Regions from separate parts of the Mus musculus genome. Here region 2 is linked to region 1. A link is a loop called in an ENCODE intact Hi-C map of the cell type or tissue named here. Cell type or tissue: heart. All regions are shown on one strand.

What was found. A loop is a pair of places that touch in the nucleus more often than their neighbours do. Peaks named below come from ENCODE experiments on the same cell type or tissue, not always from the same donor. Only the 100,000 strongest peaks of a DNase experiment are listed, where the experiment ranks them.
Region 2: it touches region 1 in a loop (15-fold over the local background); 22 of 42 quality-filtered maps call a loop at or near these places.

What each region holds. Positions count from the first base shown.
Region 1 is chrX:107,812,374-107,820,373 of GRCm38, forward strand. It overlaps 2610002M06Rik (RIKEN cDNA 2610002M06 gene), which reads right to left and starts at 3,961. Exons shown (of 8, transcript NM_025921.3): 1 at 3,762-3,961. The coding sequence starts at 3,777. It overlaps Tent5d (terminal nucleotidyltransferase 5D), which reads left to right and starts at 4,104. Exons shown (of 6, transcript NM_001163104.2): 1 at 4,104-4,268; 2 at 7,313-7,382. In heart, a CTCF peak has its summit at 4,031; a DNase peak (open chromatin) is centred at 3,948; H3K4me3 peaks cover 1,745 bases; H3K27ac peaks cover 1,239 bases.
Region 2 is chrX:108,534,143-108,542,142 of GRCm38, forward strand. No RefSeq gene overlaps it. Among named protein-coding and RNA genes, the nearest start is that of Brwd3, 300 kb to the right of the region's middle. In heart, a CTCF peak has its summit at 3,059 (motif pointing left); no DNase peak of the experiment used is centred here.

The DNA.
Region 1 (8,000 bases):
GAGATTTTTCTGCTGTGCTGTACCATCTATCTGATGTCTCCAAAGATATATTGCAAAAGAGCCTTGATTTATAACTTTATTCTGTTGCTATATAAAAATCCACTAAACTATTAGCAGGTTGCAGTAATCTGAATCCAAGTTCTTAAGCCATGGTTAATCATACTTGGCTTCAGATTAAACTATGTCATCCCCTTTGAAGCAAGGATGGTTGTTTATGTTGACAGTGCTTTGATAAAAACACAACATTGTGTATCAACGCTGGCAAGTCTGATTCTGATATGTGACTTGTTTAGTTTTAGGATTTAAAGTGATTCATAAGATCTGCAATTATTGCTGGGCGGTGGTGGCTCACACCTTTAATCCTAGCACTTGGGAGGCAGAGGTAGGCGGATTTCTGAGTTCAAGGCCAACATGGTCTACAAAGTGAGTTCCAGGACAACCAGGGCTATACAGAGAAACCCTGTCTCAAAAAAGCCAAAAAAAAAAAAAAAAGATCTGCAATTACTAATAGCTATTTTTAAGTAGCTAGCTATTGCTCTGTGCAATACAGCCCCAGGTGATACCAGTCCTTCATTCCCTTTTTGAACTTGAGTATGTCCAGTACTTATTATCTACTTCATTGGTCTGTAACCACCCTCAAGTCAGAATGCCTAAAAATATTATAGCTACAGATAATGTCGCCAGAAAAACAGACATAATAATATTCAAAACTGTGCATACAATGTTAAACTAAGTCTACACATTAGCATTCATCTGAATTCTGAGTTACTTTAAATTGGTATTTAGATTCACAGATGTGTGACCTCTGGCCCCAGATCAAAAGCTGCTAAAAGATAGAAGTAGTATGTTTAATTTCATGTATCCATGATATGATTTGGTCTATAAGAAAGATCCCAATTCAATTATATTAATAATTAACTATTAACAGAAAGTCATTTGCTCATTTTTTTGTCTACTATGGGACCAGCGCTGTGTATGCAAATGAGCATTTGAAGATAAATGGCCCCATTCCCCAGGAATTCATAGTCTAAGGAAAGAGTTAAGTAAACAACCTTCTAAGGGTAGAGATGCTTAAATAAAGGGTATAACGATGCAGAAAGGAACAGGAGTAACTGGTAGGAAACGCTAGTCCTAAGATCTTAGACTTTGGAAGGACATCAGTTTAGACTAAGAAAACTAGAAAGTTCCTGTTAATGAATCACACTGAATTCCAATATTAAAATGACATATACCTGAGGTAATAAGGGAGGAACAACAGCACGGACCATGGGAGTAGCCCTTAATTATTTATCTACTAATTTCTCATTCCTGTAATTAACTTAACACTAAGACCTATAGATATACGTCACAGTAATTAAATCTGACTTCAATTAAAAATTTAAAGTGAGCTTTACTATTGTACAAAGAGATTAACATACTTAATCAAAGGCAACTAAACTATTTAATCACAGCCAAGCTTCCTAACAGTACAGTGAGAATTTTACGTTTTATAAAAGGTAAGGTGTTTTTCAAATTTTACTTCGTGTTATTTATGGAAGGTAGGTCTGAGTCCATATTATTTCCTACCGCTATACTGTGGTGGGGGTGTGGGGGGGGGGGTCTGGTTTACACATAAATGAACCAAGATGAGTAGTTATATAGTTTGGATCAAGTTAAACCTTACTACTTTACATAATAGATGAAAGAGTAGGCCATTGTTATTAGGTACAGATGTACTTATATTAATTTTTTAAGAAGTATTATACAATATAGTGTTTTGGACCTGACTTAGCTATAGTAAATACACAACAAGAACACCCAGAAGTTATGGTTAGCTGTACACTACCTAGACAAGTTCAAGCCCATTAAAATCCAAGCACTGATAAAAGAGGAGAAGGACTACTCAGGCCCCACCTCTAGCTGAGGAGGTACTAGCAACTGAGGCTATTGCAGTTGGGGGAAATCACTTTTCTTCAAATGGTTGCCCATGCCTGAGTGGACGTGGACGAGCCTACAGCCATGTAAATAGGAGCAGCACTTGACTGGACTCTGGGAGTTAGAAAATGAACATGTTAAAACTTTTCATTGAAAAAACAGTAACAGCCAGCCGGGCGTGGTGGCGCATGCCTTTAATCCCAGCACTTGGGAGGCAGAGGCAGGTGGCCAGCCTGGTCTACAAAGTGAGTTCCAGGACAGCCAGAACTGCACAGAGAAACCTTGTCTCAAAAACAAAGAAACAAACAAACAAAACCAAAAATGAAAGAAAGAAAGAAAAAATAGTAACTACATATTTTGTTACTGGGAATACAAGGCAGGCTAGACAAAGTAAAAATAGCCTGCTTCCATATTTTCAGAACATGAAATAAAAGCTTTTGAAGCTACTGCCTCTAATCCTTTCAAATTTTCTAGGAAAAAAAAAGAGAGCTAATAATTTTAAAGCTCTTCAAATCTCTAATACTTCAGATTATGTTCAAAAATACAATTCAGTAGGCACTACCATTTCTTTTTACTTTAAAAATGCCTTTCTAGGGTTGAAAGGTGAGACAATATGCTTCCCAAATGAGTCAAGTGGGTGACAGAGGATGAACACCATGCCTTAATTCAGAAAACTGTTGTTTCAAGGAACTTGGGAAATAAAACTGATATTTTGACTCAGAGTTCAATAAAGTGCTTGTCACTTTATGCTAATATTAAAACTATACTACAGTCACTATTTTTTTTTACATGCAGTAGAAACAGGACCTCTCTTGGTCATCTTTTCATGATCTGCACCTTTCCTCCAGGCTAGCACTTTAATGTACAGCATATCCTGACTAGTGCTGCAAGATTTACTGGATGACATAAAATTGAACCCATCAAAAAACCATTTTTACCTGTACTTCAGGCTTATAGACTAATAGCGCCAAAAGAGCTTAACACGAGCTACAGAACAGTTACCATAACCCATGGTTTATCTTTTTGCTATCTTGGAGTTGAAGAAAAAGCAATTTATTTTATTTTTCTCTAAAGCCAACCCCTGGAAGGAGCAAAAATTACAGCAACATGGAGCTTCTGTGATGGAATTTAAGTAGTGAAAAAGAAAAAGAAAGCCAAATTGTGTTCATGACGTCACCAGGAAGCTTTATTCTTAGCCCCTACTAATTGCCCAAGTGGCCAGACAGGTTTGGCTGATGGACTTTATGGCTTCAGGAATAACCTGAATTTCCTCAAGTGTTAAATTAGAATGCAGCGGGAACAGAAAGCGAGCACAGTTAGTTCGGAGGGTTCGTAGCAATCGCTCAACCTCATCACCAGTCACCTGCAGTCATTAAAGGGCAGTTCGCCAAAAGCAGTTTGTCCACGTACGCTTTGAGAACCTACACCTCCGCCTGGAGCCATAGGCAAACTCCAGTCGCCTCCCCTAGGTCCTGGCACCATTCCCTGTCAATTTCAAAGAGGCCAAAAATTCACTGATAAGGCAGGTGACAGAAATCCTCAACAAGGGGCGGTACGGGCTCAATTATCTCTGTCTGTCCACTGGCTCCTCTGACCCTCCCCACATTCGAGGATGGCAGCGGAGGCGGAGGCGGCGGCCGCAGCGAGGAGGAGGGTGAAAAATAAAAAAAATAAAAAAAAGGCCAACCCCAGGCCGCTGGAGCCTACCCATCCGCATCACAGCTCCCTCGCCCCACGTGCGGGCCCAAAGGGTCAAGCCCCTGGGCGTGTCCCCAGCACCCCTGCCTTCGCCCCCCCCTCCCCAGCCCCCAAGGCCCTGGTAGCATCTTGACCAACAGAAAGGATACTCTCCATGTTCGACATGATCTCTCGAGTTCACCGGGCGGGAGGAGGGGGAGGGGCAGGTAACACGCGGGACAGGGGCTGGACCCGCGAGTTGTGGGTCGCTTGGGCGCGCGGAGGGTGGCGGTTGTAGCGGGTTTCGAGGGATCCTAGCCCACTTCCTGTTTCGGTTTAGAACCCGTGGTGGGTGGAGTCCCACGAGCTAGAGAGGCGGGACTGGGACGACGCCAACATGGCTGCAGTGAGTCGCTTCGGTTAGGATGGCTCTGGTCGCTTGGGGGCGGTGGAGTCCGAGAGCTGAAGCTTAGGTCCCTCCCACTTAGATGCTTCACGTGCGCTCAGGATAACTGCGCTAAACCTGGTCCGGCATCCCACCGGACTTCTAGTTCTTTCTTTTGTCAACCTGGACGCCGCTTAGCCTTCCGCCCACCTCGTACCTCAGATTTCACACAGTCCTGGTCGTCCCTCATCCCTTTCTCTCAGAGCTTAAGTCTTAAAGGGTGAAGACAAAGGTATAGGACTTTTAAAGTACTTTTTAAAAATTCTGACAGTGTAAAAGAACGGCTCGAGGGGTTAGTGTGGTGGGTAATGTTGAGGTTTTTTAAACAATCTTGAACCTTAGAGTTGTAGGGTTGAAGGGGAAGGAGGAAAAGTCCGGCTCTACTTGAGAGGTAATGTTGCTTCGAAATTTTTTCTCATATTAGTTGGTTTAATTTTATTTTTCTTAAGCACAGCTGATGTATGGTCTAAAATTAATATAAAATCTCTATAATGGGTGGGAGCAGTAATGGGGGTGGTCGTAGATAGAGCTTGGCGTATTTTACGTTCCTTTGACTTTCAGAAATGTCCAGAGGTGGATTTATTAGAAGCACTCTCTGGACTTAGGAAAAGAGGGAATTTTAAGCAGATTTGTGGCATTTCAATTTTAGTGTCATAGAAATTACATATATTACTCTGAAAGTTAGTGTAATTGTCGTAATTGCTAAATCTCAGAAGTTTGTCATTTACCTCATTCTTAAATTCAACCTGTGGAATTATGTGCACAATGCCATACACTTTTTATCCTTAGGATTATTTCTTTTTTTTTTTTTTAACAAAACTGGCTTTAAAAGTGAATATTTTATTATTTTGTGTTAATGATAGTTGGTAAAAAGCTTCAGACTGTTTTCTAACTGTCCGTGTTTCATTAAAAGAAAAAGAGAACCCTTGCTCAATACAAAGTTCTGGGAAGTACAGTCTAGAAATCATTTCAATAGGCAGAACCGTGTAAAGGTTATTTTTAGGTTTGCATCTCACTTTATAGTTGGAGAACAAGACTTATGAAACTGAAAGCTTTGGAAATTTCATCAGTTCTCTGTGTGCCTTAAACAGTTGCCTTCATTGCTGGAAAACTACCTTTGGGGGTTAAAGGTAAAGATATCTGTCTGGAAAGACTTTCCCTTAGCACTTACTATTTTTAACATCATTCCTTCAGTAAAACCATAAATACTAGAACAACCTACCAAAACTTAAACATATGTGAGTTTTAAAATGCTGTTGTTAGAGTTATAGGTATGCAATGTATAAAAATAAACGTTAAATTAAAATTTTTTTCAAACGATAAACTTTTTCAAGAAGTATCTCTTTTATAAGGTCCTTGTTTATAGAGAGTGTTTGCTGCTGCTGTCTGTCTTAAGTAAAAAACAAAACAAAACTGTTATCGTCTGTACTAAACACCTAGAAGGTATTTTACGTTTATGAGGTCTTTTATGTTTTAAATCCCAAAGTTAACTTCATATTTTCTTGACTATCTGATTTTAATCATGGTCAGTTTTATAATTGAGTCAGTTACATGAATAAGTATTTTAAGTGAAAATATTTATAAAATAATCTTTAGATCCTAGACACTAAATATTAATATTTGTTTTGACTGCTTTGTGACAATGCTTTTGTGGCTTTTTAGCAAAATTTACTAAAGTGACTAGAAAATGTAATGGTTTATTGAAACTAAGCTCCATTGCAGGAAAGAATAGGAATGCACCAGGAATGGGAATAGTGTATCTCTTTATAATTTTTCTCAGATTTCCTGTTCTTGTTATAACATCAGGTGGATAATCTGAACTTCTTTAAATTATGATAAAATAAATTCAGAGATGGACCCAAAGGTCAATATTTTTCCTCTATTTACATAGTATAATTGGATATTCAAGTATATAATAATAAATTCTTTATTGAATTAATACCTTAGTTGAGAAGAAATTGAACTGTTTATAAAGGATCTCATAATTACTTCATATAGTAGTTCATATTCTGTAGTAACCTTAGCAGGTATTGTTGACATCTTTACCCATAAGAAAATAGTGACAAAAATAATAAGAACAACAACCAAAGCTTTTAAAAGATGATTTGCATAAGCATGTTTTGAACAAATAGCCTTGTTACAACCTGGTCTCCTAGGTTTCTAATGCACTTCTTTTGAATATGTACAACAGGCTAGCTGTACAGGAGTTCAGGAGAAACAAATTGTCTTAACTGGTGTGCAATCTTTACAGCTTCTCTATGGAGAAATAACTTCTGTTTTGGAAATGCTAGAGAAGTATAAAGTGAGAAGCGTTCTAGTTCGTAATAGGAAAAACTTTTTGTTCTGCCATTTCAGATTTCATTTGCAAATTGTACTAGCAAAGAACTATTCAAGTAACTGATGGAAGAGATTAGAGGAGCTACTGAAGAGATAAAGGTCTATTTGCTAAGGCAAATAGAGGAGCAGATGAAAAATAGTTTAAACAGAAGCAATATGTTCAGGTGTGGTGTCCCAGGCCTAGAAACTTAGCACTCAGTAGTCAGAGCCAAGAGAAGTGCTGCTATTGAGGTCATCCTGGTCTAAATACGAAGGCCTAGGTCAGCCAGAAGTACATAGTATGATGATTTAAAAAAAATATTCGCCTGAAAGAAATAAAATTAGCAAAACTAATACAAACAAAAGGAATAGGTCTGATTGGTTGACATAGGTGACCTAAAACTCATTCAGTTTATGTTTATAAAATGAGAAATGTTTCTAGGAGACAAGATGAAAAGTTGATTGCAAAATTCACATGACTATAAAGAGAAAAATAAACATTGGATCATTAATAATATGTAGATATTTATTCTTTGTGTTAAGATTTCTTTCTTATTTAAATAATAAAGGGTGATATTTGATGGTTATATATATACATATACATATATATATATATATATATATATATATATATATATATTATCAGAAGAATATTTTTGGTAACCTCGGATTCTCACAAAGCAATCAAGACTTATAAATTTCCCTGTCAGGAAACCTTTTGAATAGTTGACTAATCAAATTAAAATTACACTTTACCACTAAAAGATTTGATTGATTCTTAAAAGATGATATGATAAGGAAGAATAAAGCATTTGCTGTTATTAGAGATACTTTCTACTTTAGAATGATTCCACAATAATTTTGAAAATTGCATGATTGAGAAATTCTTCAATATGGGCATAAATGTGCAGAGAAACCCACTATTAAATAAGCTCTTTTCTTTATTATTTTATCATGCAGGCACTGTTTGAAGAAAATTGTTAAGTGGAGAAGTAAAAGATTTTTTTTGAGAAGTGTGGATGAAGACAAAGTAAGGAAAAGATAGCTCTTTTAAAAACCTGTCTTGAATTCTTATATTCCATTTAGAAGCCACTGAACCTGTATATTTACCTATAGTTAATTTTTTACTACTTTGTTGTAACTATACAACTCTTTACCCTAGTCTAATTCTCCAGTCAGAATTCTATCAAAGTCATTCACATGGCACTTACTATTTTATCTGGTAAATTGATTAGAGCTACAACTAAAAGTCTTGATAAATATTTGATTCCTCTGTATTTTACTACATTTAGTCATTTAGTAATAATGATATCTATCTATCTATCTATCTATCTATCTATCTATCTATCTATCTATCTATCTATATATTCAGTGATTTGTAGATAGTGTTATCCTGAAGGCCAGATCAAAAATACTTTAAACATAATCAATATGGTCAGTTGTGCTGTTCCAGGCCTGGAAACTTAGCACTCAGGAAGCAGAGGCAAGAGAAGTGCTGCATGGTTCTTATAGATCCACCCATTTTATCTCTGGATAAAGGTTTCTCAGATGTTGCTATAGGCATTTGACGCTGGATACTTCTTTTGGAGATGGGGTTATCTTATAGTAGATAGGATGCTTCCTATCATTTCTGGCCTCAATCTTCACC
Region 2 (8,000 bases), 720 kb after region 1:
CAGAGATGTGACTGTGGGATGGCAACCCCATCCCTGACTTAATGCCCTGACATTCTGCTGGAGGTGGACTCTGTAAGTTCCCTCTCCCTCTCAAGCATTACATCTAAGGTCCCTCCTTTGGATTCCCGAGAGTCTCTTACCTCTTAGGTCTCTGGTGGATTCTGGGGGATCCCCCCAACCTCCTATTTCCTGAGGTTGCCTATTTACATTAATTCTGCTGGCCCCAGGGCTTCAGTCCTTTTCCCTCACCCAATACCAGATCAGGTTCAACTCTCCCTTCAATAACACCGCCATCTAGTTTCCTCCCTAGGTCCCTCCATCTCCCTCACTTATGATTGCTTTCTTCTCTCTCCCAAGTGGGACCAAGGTGTTCGTTCTTGGCCACTTCAGCTTGTTGATCTTTTTGAGTTCAGTGTACTGTATCTTTGGTATTCTGCACCTTTTAAATTTTTGTTTGTTTGTTAGTTTGTTTGTTTATTGCTAATATCCACTCATTAGTGAGTACATAGCATGCACATCCTTTTGGGTCTGAGTTACCTCACTCAGGATGATATTTTCTAGATCCATCCATTTGCCTGCAAAACACAGGATGTCCTCACTCTTAATAGCTGAGTATTATTCCCTTGTAGTAGTATTCACATTTTCTGTATGCATTCTTCTGTCCTGGGACATCAAGGTTGTTTCCAGCTTCTGGCTATCACAAACAAGGCTGCTATAAACATAGTGGACGTGTGCCCCTGTGGCATGGTGGGGCATCTTATGGGTATATTCCCAAAAGTGGTGTATCTGGGTCTTCAGGGAGACCTATTTCCAGTTTTCTGAGAAACCTCCAGATTGATTTCCAGAGTGGTTGTTGTACCAGTTTGCAATCCCACCAGCAATGGAGAAGTGTTCATCTTTCTCCACATTCTCTCCAACATGTGTTGTCACCTGAGGTTTTGATCTTAGCCATTCTGATTGGTGTAAGATGGAATCTCAGGGTCGTTTTGATTTGCATTTCTCTGATAACTAGGGGCTTTGAACCCATGGTTCCATCGGCATTTGTAGCAGAGGATAGTACTGTCTGTCATCAATAGGAGGAGAAGCCCTTGGTCCTGTGAAGGTTTGATACCACAGTGTAGGGGGATGCCAGGACAGGGAAGTGGGGGTGGGTGTGTGGGTGTAGGGGAAGCACCCATATAGAAGCTGGGGAAGGAGGATGGGATAGGGGATTCAGGAGGGGAAACGGGTAAAGGAGATAACATTTGAAGTGTAAATACGGAAAATATCCAATAAAAAATGGGGAAAAAAGATTTGATGCTAAGTGTCTTTGTTGCTTTGCCAACTCACTAGTCCTTCTATTGAATTTTAAGATTGTTTTTTTTTTATTTATTTTGAAGAGTAATGTGGTAATTTTTATTAAATTACACTGAAGTTGTAGCTTACTTTAATTTACATATATCATATTCTAACTCAACAATTAAAAGACAATACTAATAATATAAAGGTAAATTTTTACAAATTAAATGAAATGAAAAATGCTGATAAGTACATAAATATAATATTATTAGTCATGCAGTAAATGTAAATCGTAACTATAATAAAATGCCACTTCACATTCACTAGGATCGCAGCATTCCAAATATAGATGACATGTATTGACAAAAAGAGTGGAATAAATGGAAGCTTCAAACACAGTTACTGGCAATAATGATAGTGTACAGCCACATCAAAAATGAGTGGTAATTCTTTAAAATGCTAAACATATAGCTACCATAAGAACCAGAATTCTTTTTTAATTTTGTGTGCATTTCTTTTTAATTTTATGTTTATTTGTGTTTTGCCTGCATGTATTTATGTGCACAAAATGTGTGCCTAGTGCCCATGGAGACCAGAGGAAGATATAATCCCCTGGATCTGGAGTTATCTGTGTTTATGAGGTGCCATGTGAATGCTGGGAACCAAACTCAGGTCCACTGGGAAAGCAACCATTGTTCTTAACTGCTGAAATAACTCTCCAGCCCCAGTGACAGTATTTTACTTTCAGGGAAACTTAAAACATATACTCAATATATTGTAAACAAATGGTCGTTACAGTATCATTCATAATACCCAAGATAGTAATAAGCCAAACATCTATAATATGATGAATTAATAAACATCTTTGGCTTTGCCTCTCATAACTTCCCTGAGTTTTCAAATGAGATTTGTGTTTTTTTTCTCTTTCAAATGAATTGGTACTCAGTGATGTATAAAAGAATGAAGCACTGAAGCATGCTGATACATGATGAGCATTGAAAATATGCTAAGTCAAAAAACCAAACAAAAGATTAAATATTATACTACTCCATTCATGTGAAATGTCATTATATGTACATCTAGACACAGAGAGTACTTAGTGGTTGCCTAGAGCTAGATGGTTTGATAAGAAATACAGTGTGGCTGCTAATGGGTATGGTGTTTGTTTAGAGGGAGATAAAAATATTCTAAAATTAGATTCTAATGATGCTGGTATACCTGTATGAATATTTAAAAAGCCCTCAACTGTTTAATAAAGTAGGTCTTACTTGTAAATGGTGCCCCAATAAATATGATTTCAGAAACTTTGATCTCTCAGTATTCTATTTCCATACTTATCAACTCTCTTAGCCACAGCACTAAAGTTGAGTCATCTCCGTTGCAATAAAAGATATGCATCTCAGTAACAAACTCCAGGTTCTTTTACTTAATAAAGAAGCAAGAAAGAATGCTCAGCCGCTAAGAAATAAATTAGAATAGCATTTACAAGACTCATGTCTGGGAAGGAATCAGTGACAGAGGGCCCAACTTAGTACAATGAAAAAAAAACAAAAACAAAAACAAATAACAACAACAAAACACTGCTCCTTTTGTCTCTGTACTTTCTAGAGTCTACTGCCACAGACATGACATGATATAGTGGCAGTAACATCTTTCTTCAGTTTTCAGGAGTTTCACAGGGTTTCCAGCTTGCTAAGTCTTTGTGACACAGTGCTCAGGACACCATAAATAAAGGACAGTTTTCAGCGGTTTACCTGTCTGTTTACATTACTGCCACCTTGTGGCAGCAATCGTAATAGCAGTCAAAGATGAATGAGAAGGAACCAAGTTGGGGTATTTTCTGGTTCTGAGATAGTAATGATCAAGACTAAAGCCTTTACTTTTACACATCAGCATTTTCTTGGGTGCTGATGGATGTTACAAAATAGGATAAGACATTTTATAGAGATATGATGAGTTTCCACGATAATTTATTACTGAAACATAAAGGACTAGATTGTTTTTTTTTTTTGAAATTTGTATCCAATATTTTTATTATACTCTTTCATCTTTGACAGATCATCCAAGACCTCCCCCCTCCAAACCCATAAAACTTCACCTTTTTTCTCACTCTCTCTCTCTCTCTCACACACACACACACACACACACACACACACACACACACATTTTTTAAAACGTCATTAAATCTGATTTTCATTGATCATCTACATTTGAGCATGAAGTCTGCATGTAAGTATGGTTGATACTCACAGCAGAACCTACTTTTATAAAGCAGCTCCAACAGAATAAATCAAATATATAACTCACTAAAAAAAATCTTGCCAGAAAACACAAGAACAGTGATTCTGTGTTGCTTATATTCAATGGTAGGGTTATTGGGTTTGGGATTTTTGTTTTTGTTCTTGTTTTTTTTTTTTACTTATGTTCAAATAGCTTTAAAGTCATTAATGTTACATTTATTTTGAAGAAGAACAAGAACAAGAGGAAGATGAGGAGTAGGAGAAGGAGGAAGAAAAGGGCCATGAGAAATAATTGGTAATCACAATTTGCTCTTGATAAAATGTAGCATGTCAGTGGGGTGATACCCGGAGGAGCCTCCATCTACTCAGAGGGAAGTGTGAGGTGTGGACCAGGAGGGGGCTGCAATAGGGATGTAAAATCAATACAGAATTTAATGAAAAAAAAAGAACTTTTAAAAATTAAAAAAAAGAGCCTGTCAACAAAGAAAAAAAATAGAAAAATATTTTAGCAATGGCTGGGGAGATTACAATGCATCCCAGAAGATTTATCCGGTCTATACACCATCTGTCAAATCTATAATCCGTGGAATACTATGGAGTTTAGACAGAGCCTAAAAGTTTTAGAGTCTTATTTATGTCATTTCTCCACAATGTTCTTATTATTTATACATTTTCTCATGAGGTAGAAGCTTTTCCTGTCTATGAATAAATTGTTCTGACAATATTAAAGTTTTTTGAGTCTTTAAATTTTCTACATTGGGAGTTCTGGGGGGTTTTGTTTATTTGTTTGTTTGTTTGGTTTGTTTTGTTTTGTTTTGTCTAGTAATAAAGGTATCCAGTTCACAGCAATAATAATTGAGGAACTCTATGAAGTCATACCACTTAGAATGTTTTTCCTCTGTCTTCCACCCATGCAACCTGGAATGTGTGTGCATATACACATATACACAATAAATAAGTATAATACAGATATTTTAAAAATAATAGTAAACAGGTGGTGGTGTGTACCTTTAATCTCAGTACTTGGGAGGCAAAGGGAGGCAGCTCTCTGAGTTCAGGGCCAGCCTGGTATACAGACTGAGTTCTAGGAATTGAGAAACCCTGTCTTGAAAATCTAAAATAGTAATAACAAAGATAATAATAAAATAATAATAATAATGGCTTTTAGTCTTCAACATAAGCCCTCTGCTTCAATACCATCTGTACTTATATGTTCTGAGCTAGCATCTTACTGAAAGTTGACTGCACTCCCCTTCCAAAGCCTCACAAAACATTCCTTCCTTATATTCTAAGTTAGAAGATTTATTTGAAATCTTCTTGTCCATGGAAATATTTTTAATAAAGCCATTTTCTGGTTAGGTGCAAGTTGGTTTTCTTCTACGTCTTTGAGTAAGGTTTAATAATACTTTCTAAAATCCAGAAGCCACAAGAATGATCACAGAGCTTCTAGATTGGTAATGGGGTTTTTGCTGTTGTCAAAATACCCACTATCTCAGGCCTTAATGATTCCCTAATCAAGCATACACAAATGAAAGAAATCATGTGATATTTGTCTTTTTGTATCTGACTTATTTTGTTCAATGTGATGGTCTCCAGGTGCATTTAATTTCTGAAAAGAACATAATTTTGCTCTTCTTGTCTGAAAATATTTAGTTTCATGTGTATTACCCATCTTCTGTATCTATTTATCTGTTCAAAAGCATCTAAGCTGGTGCCACTTAGCTATTTTGAATAGTGCCTCAATCGACATAGATATACAAGTGTCTCTCTGGTCTACTAATTTTGAGTCCTTCAAATATTTACCTAGATGTGAGGTGGTTGGATCACATAATAGTTGTATTTTTAAGCTTTCGAGGAGCCATAATTCTGATTTCCACAGTTCATGAACTAATAATTTATATTGCCAGCAACAGCATATAAGGGTGCCTTGTTTTTCACTTCCTATACAGGATTTCTTGTGACTTGCTTTCTTAATGAGAACCATTGTGACCAGAGTGGAATAGACTCTCAATGTGAATTTAGTTTGGATTTCTCTGATGCCTAAGGATCTTGAACATTTTTTTCATGTGTTTATTGGCCATTTGTATTTCCTCTTTGGAAATGGCTGCATCATTTAACTAGCCAATATATATAGATTGAGCTGTTTGCTTTCTTGATAGTTCTTGTTTATTTAGCTTCAGATTTTGATCAACTGCCAAATGTACAGTTATTGAAGTTTTTCCTCTAATTCTGTAGGTCATCTCTTGATTCATTGTTTTTTAGATGAACAGAGGATTTTTAACTTTATATTAGGATGTGTTAATTCGTGGTTTTATTTCCTGAGTTCCTTTCCTTCTTAGAAAGGTCCCATCTCTATTTCGTCAAGTGTTTTTCCCGTGTTTACTTCTCTGTATCCAATATCCCCACTACAATTTGTTGAAAGACTTTCATTTATCCAAAGCATATTTTTGGCACTTTTTTTGAAAACCAGGTTGTTGAACCTATATAGAATTATTTCTGGGTACTCTATATTCTATTTCTTTGGGGTTTGTATCTGTTTCCATGCCAACATCATGCTGGGTTTGCTACCATGATTCTACAGAACAGCTTGAAATCAGGTATAGTGATGGCTCCAACATTATTCTTTTTGCTCAGAATTGATTTGGCTACTCAAGTTCTTTCATGCTTTAATACGATTTTTGAAATTATTTCTATGAGTATAAATATAAACATTTGGAAGTTATTTTGACAACATGACCATATAGCACAATAAGAAAAACCGGTTACAGTGTCTATGACTTTTCCTACCCATTGACTTATCAGTGTCCTTTTCTACATCTATTGAAATGATGTCGTGACACCATTTTCTCCCTGAAATTATTTAGGTTCTGTTTTGTGTATGTCAAGACATCCTTATAACTCTAGAATTAAGCCAAGTTGATTATGGTCAGTAATTTTTGATGTTTTGCTGAGTTTGATTTGCACACATTTGTTAAGAATTTTTACATTAGGGTTGTAGAGATTGCTCAGTGGTTAAGAACACTGGTTACTCATCCAGAGGTGCCAGTTTTATTCCCAGAACTCACATAATTGTTTGCAAACATCCAATTCCAGTGATCCAACAGGTATGCTCATAGCATATATATGCATGTAGGCTAAACATCTGTATGTATAAAGTAAAATAAATAAAATCTTCTAAAATTAAAGTTAAAAACATGAGCTGAAGAAAAGAATTTTTACATCTTTGTCCATCTGGTAAATTGGTCTATAGTTTTCTGCTGTCTTCCTTCCTGTTTATTCCATTTTAAGGAATGCTTTGAGGAGCAAAACCTATAGTTTCTTCTTTAAATATCAGATAGAATTCAACAGTACATCCATCTGTCCCTAGGCTTTTGAGGGGGTGCATTTTGTTTTTCATTATCTACTTCTATTACATTTTTAAAATTTTATTATAAAAGTTTAAGCCATAATAATCCTCTTAGCTTCATTAGTTTCTACTCTAAATCCTCTGTTTACAACTCTAATTTATTGACTTGGGTTATCGTGTCTCTCTGTTTGGCTAAGGCTTTGGCAATTCTCTTTATCTTGTTAAAAGAAGCAAATCTTTGCTTCAATTATTGTTTGTGGAGATTTGAAAATTAAAATTTAAAAATTCTTTTGGATTTTTATCTCTTTTATACTCATTAGAATCCATCATTATAGAATTGATAACCTTTGGGTGTGTCACACTGTCCTGGTTTTTCACACTTACAGTGTTTCTTTGTTGGCATTTGTACATCTAAGTAAGCTCATTGGCTAAAAATTACATGACTGTTTTATTTCAGATGACATACATATTTGTAGTGTTTGGGTGTAACTATTTTGTAGGATGGCTGTTGTATAATTCATCCGCCACTGAACTAGAAGTGGAGCTCAGTAACTATCTATTCAGTCCACACACTCAGCCCACACACTCGGCCCAATCTCCAGTAAGATTCTGAGAGTAAAATGCTAACTCTGCAGTAGCAACTGCAAATGGTGGATAAGCCTGCAAAAGATACAGTATAAGTTAATTCAAAACAATAATCCCTTTGTAACTCTGATAATTTGGGTGGGGCAGTGCAAGCCTTGTTCTTACAAGGCTATTAAAGTGCAGACTAAGGTATCAGGAACTAAACACAGGAAAGAAAGGAAAATAAGCTATTGTCTATTGATTAGTATTTTAGCAACAGACAAATAGAGGAAGGCATGTAAATAGAAATAGGTATTTGACATATTGGTAAGGAAAACAGACTAAAAAGAAGAAAGCATAGGGTGTGATGAAGAGATCGGAATAAAGAAGAAAAGAAGAAAATGTATGGGTTGTGGGTAACAAAGAACACAATAGAATAGGTACAGAAACAAACTGAACAACCATAAATAGTTGAACAATATACAAAACAAAATAAAGCAATTCTGATATATATTTATAACCTTTTAAGATTACTCACCTTGATTTGTTTGGGCATTATTTTATCTTTCTGG